Regions from separate parts of the Mus musculus genome. Here region 2 is linked to region 1. A link is a loop called in an ENCODE intact Hi-C map of the cell type or tissue named here. Cell type or tissue: left cerebral cortex. All regions are shown on one strand. Links, peaks and the distances in the headings refer to the core of each region. The heading gives the core; the rest is flanking DNA.

What was found. A loop is a pair of places that touch in the nucleus more often than their neighbours do. Peaks named below come from ENCODE experiments on the same cell type or tissue, not always from the same donor. Only the 100,000 strongest peaks of a DNase experiment are listed, where the experiment ranks them.
Region 2: it touches region 1 in a loop (7-fold over the local background); 3 of 42 quality-filtered maps call a loop at or near these places.

What each region holds. Positions count from the first base shown.
Region 1 is chr5:112,341,519-112,344,420 of GRCm38, forward strand. It overlaps Srrd (SRR1 domain containing), which reads right to left and starts at 1,522. Exons shown (of 7, transcript NM_001359388.1): 1 at 1,357-1,522. The coding sequence starts at 1,505. Hps4 (HPS4, biogenesis of lysosomal organelles complex 3 subunit 2) reads left to right here and starts at 1,577. Exons shown (of 14, transcript NM_001359853.1): 1 at 1,577-1,645; 2 at 2,526-2,902. In left cerebral cortex, for the core only: a CTCF peak has its summit at 1,383; DNase peaks (open chromatin) are centred at 1,541 and 1,926; H3K4me3 peaks cover 1,763 bases; H3K27ac peaks cover 1,733 bases.
Region 2 is chr5:112,394,127-112,397,028 of GRCm38, forward strand. Asphd2 (aspartate beta-hydroxylase domain containing 2) reads right to left here and starts at 647. Exons shown (of 6, transcript NM_001357013.1): 1 at 592-647. In left cerebral cortex, for the core only: a CTCF peak has its summit at 1,141; DNase peaks (open chromatin) are centred at 406, 1,091 and 2,116; H3K4me3 peaks cover 1,374 bases; H3K27ac peaks cover 2,228 bases.

The sequences.
Region 1 (2,902 bases), core at 135-2,634:
TCAAAGAGGAAGTCCAAGGGTCTGGTCAGCTGGTTTCCACAGCCTAAGGCAGAACAATCAACAGTGAATTTAAGTATGCCAGAGGCAATGTTTAGGGACAAAGAGGAGAGAAACTGCCCCCAGGCGACCTACATTCTTCTAAGGAAAGAAGTGCCCGATAAATCAAAGTACTCTGTAATATTCTAAGTAGCCCTGAATCAGATTCTCTATGCTCAGGAGTGATAACCACACCCCTGGAAGGATGCTGGGAGAAGCAGGGCATTCTGGGAGATTCTGAAGCAGCTGAGGAAACAATGACTATCTGGTGTGCGCCTTGAAGAGTTCAGGTCCTAGACACCTATGTCTCACTAATCTCGAGACTTTAAGGCACTGCTTGCTTCTATCTGTCCTCTCAGCTGCACCGCCAGTAATTTATGTTCAGAGGTAACTTCTGGGTCACCAATGCTTTTTAAGTGTAACTTGCCCCCCTCATCACAGCCCTTCTGACCCATACAAAATGCTACCAACATTTCTAACTTAGCCCTGTAAGACCAAAACTAGAAAAGGCAAGAACACGGTGTAGCCTGTGTATGGTGGGCACCGTCTATGTGCCCTGTAAGAAGGTACAGACCAAGTGCTGGGGAGATGGATGTAACATAATAGAGTACATGATAATGATTAGGTGGAAGCATGGGGTTTGAAGTCACCAAGGCCTGGGCCTGAAACAATGATCTTTGTATGTCTCTCGGAGTGCCCAGGATTCCAGTGAGCCTGTGAAATACATAGGCTGCAAAAGTCTGCGCACACAGCTGCTGCTCAGTAAACCATTGATGCAAATGTTGACATCTGTGTTTGCTGCAACCTCGATTTACAATACGGATAATAACCAATGTGGTGTGTGGCCCACAGCAAAGACGGGATATCCTCCAATTCAGGGCTGCTGGGCTAGCCTAAGCTATAGTACAAGATCCCGCCTCCAAATCCAGAGCTGATGATTTATAGGGTAAAGGTTCTTGCCACCAAGCCTCACATTTGAGTTTGATTGTCCTAACCTATGCAGTGAAAGCAGAGGTCTTCTGAGCACCTTCTGACACCCTCCTCCCCCACCTCGAGCTTGGGTGCCAGGGAGTGCTCTACAGTCACATCACACAATCCTCTGAGCATCCCTACGTAATGCTTAAACCCCCATCTCAAAGGTGGCAGACAGGGACACAGGATGATAAACTGCCGCAGCCGCAGCGAATGGGAATGGCAGCTTTACTGAGAGCTTGCTACAGTGACACCGGAGGGAGAACTCAGCCTTTCCCAGCGGGTTGGCACACCCATTTCCAGGTTAGGGACACTGAGGCTGGAGTTGCCTCTCGGCGCTGCACTCACTCGGCCTCCCGCAGGCGGCGTAGCACCGCTTCGCCGTCCGCCTCCGGCTCGGCCCGGGGCCCCTCGCCCGGCCGCGGTCGCCTTCCCGCCGCGCGCTTCCTCCTCCGCGGAGCCACCGCGCTCCAGGGCTCGAGAGCCGCCGCCGCCATGCTCTGACGTCAGCAGAGTGCGCCAGAGCGGCCGCCGTGCCGCCGACGTCACAGGCTGCGTCACACCTCACGTCATCGCCAAGCCCCCACCGGCGGGAGGTGGGTCCGCGCGTGATCGCGGGGCTGCCGGGCGGGCGCAGGTATCGGGGGTTTTCCCGCGGGCGGCCAGACAGAGCCCGGGGTCCCGGTGGGCGGGCGGGCGGGCGAGCCTGATCCACGCGATCGGGCCGCAGGGTTCGGGGCTCCTGACCAGCGAGGGACTTCCCTCCGTCCCCGCGCGCACCCGCACTGTCCCCCTGCCTGTACTCTTAGGGTGTCATGGCCTCTTTAGGTCCCTTACACAATCACTGACCTCATCGGGACCTTTGAGAACTCGCTGTTAGGTCCTCCGAGCAGGCCTCAGGGAATGGGAGGGGTGGTTCCAGGAACAGAGATGCCCTGCACAGTGTGCTCGCCCTGTGTTTGCTGCAGAACGAGGTGTGTGTAGTTGAGGTGACTGATATTTAAGAGGCCTTTTCGGGTTCGTGGGGGATGCCCCTCGGGCACTTCCTTCTTCCTAAGAGAGTTTACTCGCTTTTAAGAGAGGGTCCTGCTTTGTAGCCATAGCTTGCCTGGAACTCAGCAATCTGCCTGTCTATTTCCAGTGCGCTGGGATAAAAGGCCTAAACTACCATGCCTGGCTCCCTCCCTAAGAGACTTCAACGTACTATTTCCACAGGTGGCAGATTGTGGCCAGCTTTAGAGATCCTGTCCTTGAAGGAATTAACCAGAAAAGTGGGATTAAGACTATAGTCTTAATGAAGCCAGGTGGTGGTGGCGCACACTTTTAACCCCAGCACTTGGGAGGCAGAGACAGCCTGAGTCTACAGAGTGAGTTCCAGGACAGCCAGGGCTATACAGAGAAACCCTGTCTCGAAAAAACAAACAAACAAATAAACAAAACAAAACAAAGACTATAGATGAAAATGACGGAAGGCTTGTCAAGGAAAAGGATTAAATTATTTTTGTGTTTCCTCCCAGTGTTATCCACACAGTGAAATAAGACTGTCAGAAAATTTCAGCCTCGTGGATAGTAATTTTAATGCCTGTACCACCTGTTTCTGGACAGTTCTCTTGGAGGAGCGAAGAATCAGAGTGAGGCCAAGACTCTTTTCTGGCAGAGTATTCCATGATACACTGAGTTGTCTTCCCCTCTGTCAAAGTTCTCTCTTGCACTCTGAAGGGCTGCGCACATTCTGATTAGGCTCCTGAGTGCCAGTTCCTTAATTTTGGGACCATTTGACTGGTGTGGTCCCTTACACCCAGTACCTTCTACACTCGTCGTCTGGTTTCCCTTCTGCAAAGCTATTTTCTGCTGAAAAAAAAAAAAAGGCCTTTGAAGTATCTGCTACCCGAAC
Region 2 (2,902 bases), core at 157-2,656, 53 kb after region 1:
GACAAAGAGACCGGGTCACCCTGAGGTGAAGCCAGGCGACCCCGAACCCCCCCCCCCCCCCGCAAGGTACAGCACACCACAGGAGAGGATAGGGGGTAGCTGTGTTGCTTGCTATCCTCTCTACCAGGGGGCGCAGAGAACTGTCCGGAGACAAGCCCTCCCCTCTAGGGACCTTCCTCCTCACAGTCTCCCGCCAGTGTCACAGGCCCTGGAGAGAGTACGACAGAAGAGGTCAGAAAGATGCGTTAACGCAGGTAGTCAGGGGAAGAGATGGTGAGGTGAGGGTTACCTGGAAAAGTGGGAAGGAGGTTTAGGGCGCGTGACAATTCTCGGGACAGGGAGGTGGGTCAAAGTGGGTGATGCTGAGGAGGATGGGGGATCAGGGGAAAAGGCGAAGGAGGAAGCTGGAAAGAGAGAAAGAGGGGGAGGAGAAAAGGTGGGGGTGATGCTGCGCTGCGCGGTCCAGCTCGAGAGGCACTCAGCACGCAGCCGGTGCTAGGCGACCGCGGGCCCTGGGCCGGCCCGGGATGCAGGCGCGGGCGCCCCTAGCATCGTCCTCCTCTGCCCCGCAGCCCTGGAGACCCCGCTTACCTGCGCGGGCGGCTGCGGGGACCCGGGCGACGCCACTGCCCCAGGGACGCGGCCGCCCCCTGCCGCGCCCGCAGCCGCCGCCCGGCCGGAGCCGCGAGCCCCGCCGAGCCGGTGCCGCCCGCGCTGCGCTCCGCCACCCCGAGGACCACAACTCCCACAATGCCGCGCGCGCCTGGCGGCGGGGAGGGGGCGGCGGGGCGGGGCGGGACCCCCGGCGCATGCATCTGCCGCGCGTACCCGCGGGGGGCTCCGCGCGTCCCGCCCCACCGAGCATCGGGTGCGCGCATCAGGTCCGGGGGCTTCGCCTATCAGACGCCTTTGTTCCTCCCTCCCTCCCTCCTGCATCCCCTCCGCTCGGTCCTCCCTTCCGCATCTCCTCCCCTTGGTGTCCTTCCCCTCGCCCCTCTTGCCTGTGATGAATCCCACACACACTTCTGAGGCCCCGCGGACACGTGGGATGAAATTGCAAATGGAACAGCCTGGAAGATCCGCGGCTCCCGGCCCCGCCTGGGCGCTGCTGACTGGAGCTGTTGCAGACCTGGCGCCTGCCCACAGGGAGGCCCAGTCTAGCTAGCCACGGCCAGTTCTGCCCAGTTCACTGGAGGGAAAGGGGCTGCTCAGCCTGGCCTAGGGACACCGCGCTGCGAGCGCCCAGGGAAGCGTGGGCTCCTTGGAACAGTGCATGGGCGTTCTGGGAGCGTGGGGTGGGATGCCAGCCCACAGCCCATCTGTGTCTGTCCTCGAACCTACTGCTTCCAATCCCAGCATGCATCTTTGTCCTGGCCTAGAATCCTCATTTTTGTCCAGGATAAAATCACCTCGGGTCTGTCCCAGAAGCCCCCTGCCCTTCACCCAAGCTCGCACTTATACAGTTGGTGATAGAGAACCCACTTGCTTCACCCAGGACCCCTGTTTCCTGACTCAGAACCCACTCCATGCCCTGGAGTCTCCATCTTAGTCCCTTAAGCCCTTGTTACAATTCCAGGAGTAGAATAGCATCCCCCCCCCCCCCCACCACCACTTTTTATTTTAATACAGTGACTCAAAACGCGTCATTGGTTCAGCAAGGTTCTTTTGCGGGGACGCCACCAAGACACCTGACAGAAACCAATGGAGGTGGGAAAGCTCACCTGGGCTCACAGGTCAAAAGTTTTCAGTCCGTTATGGCAGAAAACGCATGGAGGGATGCTACACTTGTAAGCGTGTGATCTAGGCTCAGGAAATTGGGGCAAAACCAGGGTCAGTCTGTCCTTCAAAACCCACCTCTCCCGCCTACTTCCTGCAACCAGACCCACCTCCCGTTGTAAACTCCAGGGCCTCCACAATCGGTGCCATAGGCCGAGAACAAATGATCAGACCATGAATATGTCTTACATAGATTGAGAGCCTGTAAAATGCACTAAGGACGGTTGCCGATCCCGGGCTGACGACGGAGGGCTGAAGGCAACCCTGCTCCTTCTGAGTAACTGCTCTGAGTGGCTAGAGAAAGCATGCAGCTCGTGTCCTGCTTCACATTTAGCAAGTTGCCCAAATTTAGCCTCATCCACGGCCCTTATGCATAAAGAACACCGTCTTTCACACGGTCTTCCGTATGCGTTCCATTCCCAGACTACACCATCTGCAGTGCATTACGAATTAATCCTGTCGACGAACCTTGTAATTATCTGTGACCACTGTGATTACAGGGTTCCATGTTTGTTAAGCGTGTTTATTTGTTCGGCGGCCAGATTACAGACACGGCTCTGCTAACCTCTCTGGCCATTTCAGTTCTTTTAAATTGCTGAGAGTCTCAGAAGATGATAATCACTCCAATCTCTGTCGAGCTTCTAACGGCCTTAGTAGGTGAGTTCTGCCAGAAAAGAGTGTCCAGGACTTGCAGAGGGAACTCTGGGTGAGAGCCGAGGACACACTGCCACTATGTCACCAGAAGGGCAGAGACTAGGACTCGGTGAGTCTAAATTGCCTGCCTTTAGCCCAGCTGCCATGGTACTCTCCTCCCTCTTGTCTTGTTGAGGGCGGCCATTGCAGCCCACTGCAGGCTGCACACCCCATCATTATACCACCGTATGAGCTTGCAGGCCACCCAACTTCTTCTTTCTTCAGATGCTGTGTGTGTGGTGTGTATGTGTGTGCATGTGTGCATTTGTGTATTGTATATGTGTGTATGTATGTATGTGTGTGTATGTATGTGTATATGTGTGCATGTATGTGTGTGCATGTGTGTATATGTATGTGTGGTGTGTGTATGTGTGATGTGTATATGAATATGTGTGCATGTATGTGTGTGTATGTGTTTAGTGTATGTATGTGT